Linked DNA regions of Homo sapiens: region 2 is linked to region 1. A link is a contact called in ENCODE Hi-C or POLR2A ChIA-PET data. All regions are on one chromosome and are shown on one strand. Each heading gives the region's core, a stretch centred on a gene start or an enhancer-like site at or near the end of the contact. The rest is flanking DNA. Distances are from core to core; before and after follow the strand shown.

Region 1 (4,329 bases), core at 736-3,235:
GCCCATTTTACAGAGGGGAACATAGTTGAGCGTATTGGCTAAGGTCATGCTGCCAGGAAAGGTCAGAGTCCAGGTAGCATGTGGCTTCCCAGCCGGGCTCTGGTTCACACGGCCTCACAGGCAGCCCCATGAAACACGCAGAGAGAGCATGTGAGGGGCCCCCCTGCTGCCCCCCACCCCCAGCTGGGGTCCACCCTCTGCTGAAACCTCCCCAACCTGTTTCTAAGTCCCGCCAGCCACGAAACATTTTTTTGAACATCCAGTACCACCCTCCCATGGCTATTTGGCCTCATCCTTTTACAGGGCAAGTCTTGGGCGAAAAGTAGAAAGGATGAAAATCCCTGAGAGAGGTGACAACGTGGCAACTTTTTTTTTTTTTTTTTTTTTTTTGAGACAGCATTTCACTCCCGTTGCCTAGGCTGGAATGCAGTGGCACGATCTTGGCTCACTGCAACCTCTACCTCCCGGGCTCAAGCTATTCTCCTGCCTCAGCCTCCTGAGGAGCTGGGAGCACAGGCATGTGCCACCACACCAGGCTAATTTTTGTGTTTTTTTGTAGAGATGGAGTTTCGCCATGTTGCCCAGGCTGGTCTCAAACTCGTGGGCTCAAGCAATCTGCCTGCCTCAGCTTTCTGGGATTATAGACGTGAACCACCGTGCCTGGCTGAGGTGGTTCTCATACAAAGCAGAGAAAACCATCTTTAGTTCAAAACAAATTAATAAGTATTGAGTGTCTATGTAGAAAAAGACTAGAAGGAAACGTGAACATGTTAACAGTGTTTGTCTGGAGGACGCAATTATTATTGATCATTTCCTTTACATTTTCTAATTTAATTATTTTGTCACAAGTAGGTGTGATTTTTAAAATCACAAAAGATAAACGTTGGTTTTTTGTTTGTGTTTTGTTTTTTGAGACAGGGTCTCATCCTGTCACCCAGGAGCTGGAGTACAGTGGTGTGGTCATAGCTCACTGCAGCCTCAAACTCCTAACTCAAGCAATCCTCCTACCTGAGCCTCCTGAGGAGCTGGGACTACAGGCAAGCGCCACTACCCCTAGCACCTCTGTTGCCCAGACTGGTCTCGAACGCCTGGCCTCAAGCGACTCTCCCACCGCAGCCTCCCAAAGCTGGGATTACAGGCGTGAGCCACCACGCCCAGCAAAGATTGCTTTTCAATCAGGAAGACAGATGCTTCTTAGCACTTCTTGTTCTTCTTCTTTTTTTTTTTTTTGATACGGAGTATTGCTCTGTTGCCCAGGCTGGAGTGCAGTAGCACAGTCTCGGCTCACTGCAACCTCTGCCTCCCGGGTTCAAGAGATTCTCCTGCCTCAGCCTCCAGAGTAGCTGGGATTACAAGCGTGCACCACCATACCTGGCTAATTTTTGTATTTTCAGTAGAGATGGGGTTTCGCCATGTTGACCAGCCTGGTCTTGAACTCCTGACCTTAAGGGATTCACCCGCCTTGGCCTCCCAAAGTGTTGGGATTACATGCGTGAGCCACCACCCTCGGCCTGCTTCTTAGCACTTCTAACCTCTGCCCCTTGGCATCACCTGGCCAAGCAGATGAAAAGTTCCAGTGAGCTGTCAGCCGGCACCAGGCTGGGGTCTTCCCTAGGCAGCTCCAAGTGGCTAGGATCTGGCTTCTTTTCCAGAGCTGGGTCCAGAAACCAAGATCGGGAATGCGTGATGGCTGCTCTGCGGGCCCTTGCTATGAGGTCACTTCCCTGGTTCCAGTGATCGGCCGCTGGCTGTAGGGAGCATGTGGGTTCAGCCAGGGTTTGTGTCAACATGGCTCTGCTCTATCCACGGCCTAGTGGGTTCCTCCACCCCCCGCTGCATGACAACCCCAGGAAAAATGTTAGGAGGGAGGGAGCCGCTGGGGGTGTGACAGGAGAGACTTTCCAGGGACAGATTTGTAAAAACTGCTTCAAAGTCCTCTCCAAGGACTTTCAAGGCCTCCACTGCCCCCTACTGACAGGTCACGGCTCGGGCAGAGAAAGCTGGGGATGGAGCTGGCGGGGGGAGGGTGGCCAGCACCCGCAAGGCAAGGAGATGAGCTGGGAGAACAGGGGCTGGGAGGGCAGCCCCAGGCCAGCTCCTGTCTCCAGAACCACTGTCTCCCTCCTCTGGCCACAAAGTGAGGCTGGCCAGACACAGGCCTACTCCACAGGCTGGGAGGCTGGGCGTGAAAGCACTGTGCTTGCATGGGGTACCCCATGGTGAATACCATCAGAGCCAACCCCCAGGGTCTGCTGTCCTACAGGGAAGCCAGTGTAAGGCGCCCATGGAACCCAGAAGCATCTAAAGGATTTGACAGCCATGAGCTGGGAGGATCCAGTTCTGTAGCAGGAGAAAGAGAGGCAGAGAGACAGGTTTCGCAACATCTGCCCCATCCGCTGTGTTGCCCTGAGCACAGCCCACCCCTCTGTGGTCCCGAGTCTCAGCTCTGAGGTCTCTAAGACCCCCTGGGTCCCCGCAGCTCAGGATGCTCACTTGAAAACCAGGCCCAGCCAGCAGGGCCTCCCTCGTCAGCCTATTACTGGCCAGCTCCTGCCCAGCACCCTCCAGCTCATTATCCCCATCTGTGCAAACTCCACACCAGCACCCTAAGCCCTTCTTCCTCCAGGAAGGAGACTGTCCCCAGATGTGTCCCCTGTTCCCTTTCGATCAAAGCCCAGAAAACAGGAACCAGCCTTGCGCCTCCTCTCCCCACCGAACTGTTGGCCTTTTTGGATGCCCTCTCTGATTCTCTGCCAACATCCCCACAACACAATCAGCCCTCAGTCCCTCCCCAAATGCAATCGGCGAGCACGCTGTAGCCCAGGCGGACGGTGATGTCCCCATTTTGCAACCTGCGAGAGCCAGCACACCTCTCAGCCAGGTGGGCTGCAGGAGCCAGTCGTGGCGAGGGCAGGAGGCCTGCGTGCTGACGGCATCGGCACCATCAAAATTACGGTCAGATCAAGGTCACGGTCAACGAGCTTCTCCACCTGCAATTTCCTCCTCACCAAGGTGGCCTCAGCCTCAGCCTCGGCCTCAGCCTTGGTCTTGGCCTCAGGAGCTGCAGACACACCCCCAAGTCCCCACCCCAGGAGCTTGGCCTCACACACACCGGAGGACACGGAGCTGGGGCACAAATAGCCAAGAACAGGTACATCTGCAACCAGGAGCAGGGGGCGGAGGGCTGCTGAGATGCTCCCATTCTCACCGGCTGCCTCCTCTGACGGCTTACCACTTATTATACACTGACTGTATAACCAGGGCTGTGACATGTCTGCTTCTTACATTATATCATTAAATCCCCAAATTTGTCCCCAATTTACATACGATGAGGCAAATTCAGAGTCAATAACCTGCTTATCAGCTTCTGAACCCATGGGTGGCTCTAACCTCCCTCCTTCCAGCTCCTTTGGGCCCACATGAGTACTGAGGCACAAGGGAACCCCACCAGCTGGGAAGTGTGCCCTCCCTCTGCTGACCCCACAGCCCTCCCAGCCTGTGCCTGAAGCTGCCAACACCCTCCCATCCAGCACTGCTCTCTGTAGCCTGAGCTGTCGCTGTGTGACCCAGGGTTAGTGCCCTAACCTCTCTGGACTACATCTGCAAGATGAGGATGCCGCCGCACAGCCTACTTCAAATGGTCACTAAGTTGCCTGCACAGCTAACATCTGCCGAGCCTGTGACACGACCAGCTTTGCTTCAATTTCGAATGTGGTACTCCCACCCAGTTTGGGGGTGGAACTGTTAGTTCCTCTTTTTCTGGATAAGGAAGTTGAAAGGCTCCAGAAGGCACCAAGGTCAGCTGATCTGCCAGTAGGTACAGTGTCCACCTGTCACTCACAGCCCTCCCTTGACCGCTTCGCCTGTCTCCCCAGTTGAGATTCTGTGTGTACTTGAACACTTTGCCAATGGTTGAACCTGCACCAGGGTCACTGTGTCAGCTGGGCCTGCCAGGCCACCGTCCCCGAGCTCTGTCCAAGGCAGGGCCAGTGTTCATACCTTGCTTCCTTGCCAGTGTCCCACCCAAGGCCCTGGAAAGGCCCTGGAGTCAGAGATCCGGCTAAATCCTGGCAATGCCCCATACCTGCTGTGTGACTATGGGCCAGCGACTCAGCCTCTCTGTGCCTCCCGGGTTGCTGTGAGGGTTACAGGAGATGCACAGAGGGCCCTGAGCTTGGTGGCTGGCATGCTGCAAAGGCTAGTTACGTGGTGCAAGGATGGCACTGATGACAATAAATGAATCGAACGAAAACCAGGCTAACTGGGCCTGGGGAGGGGCGCTGGTTAAACAGACCCGAGTGGATCAGGACCTTGCACATGATGAGCAAG
Region 2 (4,329 bases), core at 1,243-3,742, 180 kb after region 1:
ATGAGGAAACAGAAGCACAGAGAGCTTAAGTCCCCTGCTTGAGGTCTCACAGCTTCTCTGCAGGGGAGCCCAAATTCAGTTCCTGGCAGCAGCATGCTTCCCGGTCTGTGCCCGTAACCCCACTGCAGCTCTCTGCTGGGACCGTATGCCACCTTTTGAGATGTCCAACATTGACACGTCAGGCACCCTGTCTGCACTGAGCAGACACGTCGGGCACCCTGTCTGCACTGAGCAGGCACGTCGGGCACCCTGTCTGCACTGAGCAGGCACGTCGGGCACCCTGTCTGCACTGAGCAGGCACGTCGGGCACCCTGTCTGCACTGAGCAGGCACGTCGGGCACCCTGTCTGCACTGAGTAGGCACGTCGGGCACCGTGTCTGCACTGAGTAGGCACGTCGGGCACCGTGTCTGCACTGAGTAGGCACGTCGGGCACCCTGTCTGCACTGAGTAGGCACATGGGCATTCTCTGCTTTCCAGCTTCATCCAAAATCCCAGGCATCTGGGAAAGTCCCTGGTCACAGGGAGCCCAGCGATTCCTGGTGTGGGAGGGTAAGGGAATAGAGGAGTGGTTCTTCTCCACCCTGCCTCTGCCCTGAAAGACTTATTCACTGGCAACGTCCCCTAGAAAGAGGCCTCTGAGCTCCTAACCACAGGGTGCAGGACCCAGTAGCTCATGTCTGTGCCTCGTGCCGGGTGGCACGCTGACCCGGCTGCAACCAGCCAGTGGTGACTCAGGCCTCGGAAATGACAGGCTTCCGTGGAGACAGAGGGCGCCGGGGTCGGGGAGGCAGCCCACGAGGAGCTTAAACCCCCACTGGGGGAGGGAGAGCAGGACAGAGCTGGATGGCAACATGAGAGGCCGGGGGTGTGAGTGAGGCCTCTGCCCACAGGTGACCCGGGTCACACCTTCCAGGAGCCACAGACAGGCCCCAGCAGGAGGAGCTGGGGGACACACACAGGCCCCAGCAGCAGAGGTGGAGTGGTTGCAGGACAGGCCTGGAGGGCAGGGGAGGGGCTGAGCCTCCGCAGTGGGCAAGAAGATCGGCCTCACAGCGCTGACGGTCAGGAGGCCCAGTCTGCCGCCCCATGCTGTGTGCCTATGAGGCCCCACGGGCCTCAGCTTCCTATTCTGTGACAGGGAGCAGCCCCCTCACCTGGCCAGGTGCCAACTGAGAGAGAGCTTGGCCCTGGGCAGGGCCACCTTCCTGTGTGCTGAATCGTCACCTGGAGGCAAGACCGGAAAGTGTTCTCACTGTATTGCATTCCTGGGCCCGAGGAGCTCTTTCACAGGGCTGAGCCGTGGATGAAGTGCTTATGAATTGGCACAAAGAGGGGGCCGGGTCTGATTCATCTGTGTGCCCCATCCGCACCCCATACAGGATCGGGCACAGAAAGACATTTCCCATGGTTACAGGAGGAAATAGAGTAGGATGGGGAAGAACTGGCCTCTGAGGTCCCTCTTTCTTCCCACCCTATCCCCCAAAAGTTGCCTTCCTGGACCCCCCTGCCCCCGTGTCCCCCACATAGGTGTTTACACGCTGATCAGTGGTGGAGATTCCAGGCAACAAGGAGCTGGGAGGCTGAACAGGTACTGGAAGCCAGTGGCCAATGCCCCTGGAACAGAGCCCTGTGGCCGAGCTGCGAGCTCTGTTAGGTCTCCAGCTTATGGCTCCCATGAAGGGCCTTGCCCTCCTGCCAGGGGCAGTATAACAATCTACCCAAATGCCCATGGACCCCTCTGGAGGCTTGTAAAGCCCCAAACTCCTGTTTGCTGCGAACTTACCAGGCTCGGCCACAGGGGCAGGGAGAACGTCCGGCCGGAGCGCAGGGAAGGAAGGTTGGGTCTCTGGAGTCCGCGGGGGTGGGGGGCTCCCTCCCAGGTCTCGCCCTTCAGCTTTTCTGTTTCCCACTTCAGGGCCACACGTCCGTCGTTCCGAACCTCCAATCACATTGGTAACCAACATCATGGGTTCCCAGTGGCCCCGTTGTGGGGTCTTTTCCTCCTGGGGTCTCTGCTGGGGCTTCTCCCTCTCCTCGCTTCCGGCCATCCCCTTCGCTGGGGAGCAGTTGGCTGCTTTTCCGCAGCCAGTGCCTTTCGCGGGTCCAGTTGATCCTATGAGATGCACCATGGAGGGGTAAATGCAGCCTGGGCTCCTCCAGAAGCCAGGGTGCCCACTGCTGCGTGGAGATGCTACCAAGCGTTCAAGTTGTGCGGGTTGTGGAAGAAGCTGGTGAGCCCTGGAGTCAGGCCTGGAACTCAGAACCGAGCGTGAGTCAATCCCTCTGCTTTTCACCGGGAAAAATCTTCCTGGCTCGAGGTCCTGGGTTCATCACTTTCTTCAAACAAACACTCAATCAAACACTTAGAGACTTCCGGTCTGGGTAAGATGGCCTAAACCCGACCCTCCCTGTTCCTGTCTGCTAAGCCCTGGAAAGAATGTAAGAGGCAACCCTAAGAGGGCCCTGAGGTGGAAGGAGCAGGAGAGCTGGTAAAGGACCCCAAGGCTGGGTCAGGAATATTTATCAACAGGGCATTATGACACCCCTCACCCCCACCCAATACAGGACCCGCCCAGGCGTGCATTTCCCAACTCCCGACCTAGCAACAGAAGGCAGCCAAGTAGGCTCCTTTCTCTCCTAGATTAAAGGCAAGTCGCCCCAACACACTAGGCAAGGCTGGGCCCGATTGCTCACAGCTGTAATCCCAGCGCTTCAAGACAGGAGGATCTCTTGAGACCAGGGATTTGATACCAGCCTGGGTAACCCAGCAGACCCTGTCTCTACAAAGAAAACTTAAAAATTAGCCGGGCATAGTGGCAGCTGCGTACAGTCCCAGCTACTCAGGAGGCTGAGGTGGGAGGATCACTTGAGCCCAGGAGATCAAGGCTGCAGTGAGTTATGATCGCACCACTGTACTCCAGCGTGGGCAACAGAGTAAGACCTGTAAAAAAAAAAAAAAAAAAAGCTGGGCACAGTGGCTCACACCTGTGATCCCAGCACTTTGGGAGGCTGAGGCGGGTGGATCACCCGAAGTCAGGAGTTTGAGACCAGCCTGGCCAACATGGTGAAACCCCGCCTCTACTAAAAATACAAAAATTAGCCGGGCGTGGTGGTGGGTGCCTGTGGTCCCAGCTACTCAGGAGGCTGAGGCAGGAGAATCGCTTGAACCTGGGAGGCAGAGGTTGCAATGAGCCAAGGTTGCGCCATTGCACTCCAGGCTGGGCGACAAACTCAAAAAAAAAAAAAAAAAAATGAACAACAAAAAACCCACCAAGCAAGCCAGGCAGAACCACCAAAGGGGTTGGCCCAGCACCCTCCTGCTAATTATTGGCCAGGGTTAACCCTTTCCTCCTCACTGGACCTGAAATTCCACTCCCCCACCCAAAATCATGGCACAGCAGAGAGAGGGGGAGACGTTGATGGCAGGGAGAAAGCCCACCACAAGCAGAAGGCCTGTCTGTCCCTGTGAGCGGGAGACTCCCTTCTCCCACCTGGAGGCAATGAATGTCCAGCCTGGGAAAGCTCCTTCTGCCTCCTTAAGCAGCACCACACAAGCCGAGCTGACCTCTATAGCACGGCAGAGGCTCTGCAAATCAGATTTTCATTGGAACCACAGCCCCCAAAAGTAGCCCAAGACCTGGGTGCTAAACCTAAGCAGGGCCGCTGCTACCAAAGTAAAAAATGCAAACAGGACCTGAAGTCTCCTCACCTAATAGCCACAATGTCCAGGATATGGTGAAATTCACTCATCCCACCAAGAACTACGAAAATCACAATGTGAGTGGGAAGACCGTCAACTGAACCCTGAGATGAATCAGACGTTGGAGTTACGTGCCCAGGATTTTACTCTTTTTTTTTTTTTTTTGGAGACAGTCTTACTCTGTCACACAGGCTGGAGTGCAGTGGTGCGATCTCAGCTCACTGCAACCTCTGCTTCCTGAGTTCAAGCGATTCTCCTGCCTCAGCCTCCTGAGTAGCTGGGATTACAGGCATGTGCCATCATACCCGGCTAATTTTTGTATTTTTAATAAAGACAGGCTTTCACTATGTTAGCCAGGCTGGCCTCGAACTGCTGACCTCAAGTGATCCACCCTCCTCGGCCTCCCAAAGTGCTGGAATTACAGGCATGAGCCACTGCGCCCAGCCATGTGACCAGGATTTTAAAGCAACCATCAAAAAAAACACATAAAAATAAAAAATTCAACAAGCAATTGCAAATTCTCTTGAAACAAATGAAAATATAGAAATTCTCAGCAAAGAAATAGTGGGTATTTAGAAAGAACCAAATGGAAATTACAGAACTGAAAAATGTCATTGCAGAAATTTTA

What was found. Hi-C counts contacts between places; a loop is a spot of excess contacts on that map. ChIA-PET counts read pairs that join two places held with the same protein, here RNA polymerase II (POLR2A). Pooled maps may share reads with other maps.
Region 2: a loop to region 1 is called in a pooled map, with 2.4 times the contacts of the local background. The contact joins the promoter of LACAT1 here to the enhancer-like site in region 1. A Hi-C loop is called at or near these places in 3 of 50 pooled maps. POLR2A ChIA-PET finds 5 or more read pairs at or near these places in 4 of 52 experiments (MCF 10A, RWPE1, activated CD4-positive, alpha-beta T cell and 1 more).

Annotation. Positions count from the first base shown.
Region 1 is chr17:77,427,892-77,432,220 of GRCh38, reverse strand. The region is part of intron 3 of SEPTIN9 (septin 9); the gene reads right to left. It overlaps LOC112268199 (a long non-coding RNA gene), which reads left to right. Exons shown (of 2, transcript XR_002958141.2): 2 at 919-4,329. Among named protein-coding and RNA genes, the nearest start is that of MIR4316, 33 kb to the right of the region's middle. RefSeq lists an enhancer at 3,471-3,530. Within about 2 kb of position 1,985, at least 29 of the 41 ENCODE cell types and tissues checked have a DNase peak (open chromatin) inside an H3K27ac peak, as active enhancers do.
Region 2 is chr17:77,251,977-77,256,305 of GRCh38, reverse strand. LACAT1 (lung adenocarcinoma-associated transcript 1) reads right to left here and starts at 2,492. Exons shown (of 3, transcript NR_188630.1): 1 at 1,785-2,492. RefSeq lists an enhancer at 981-2,180.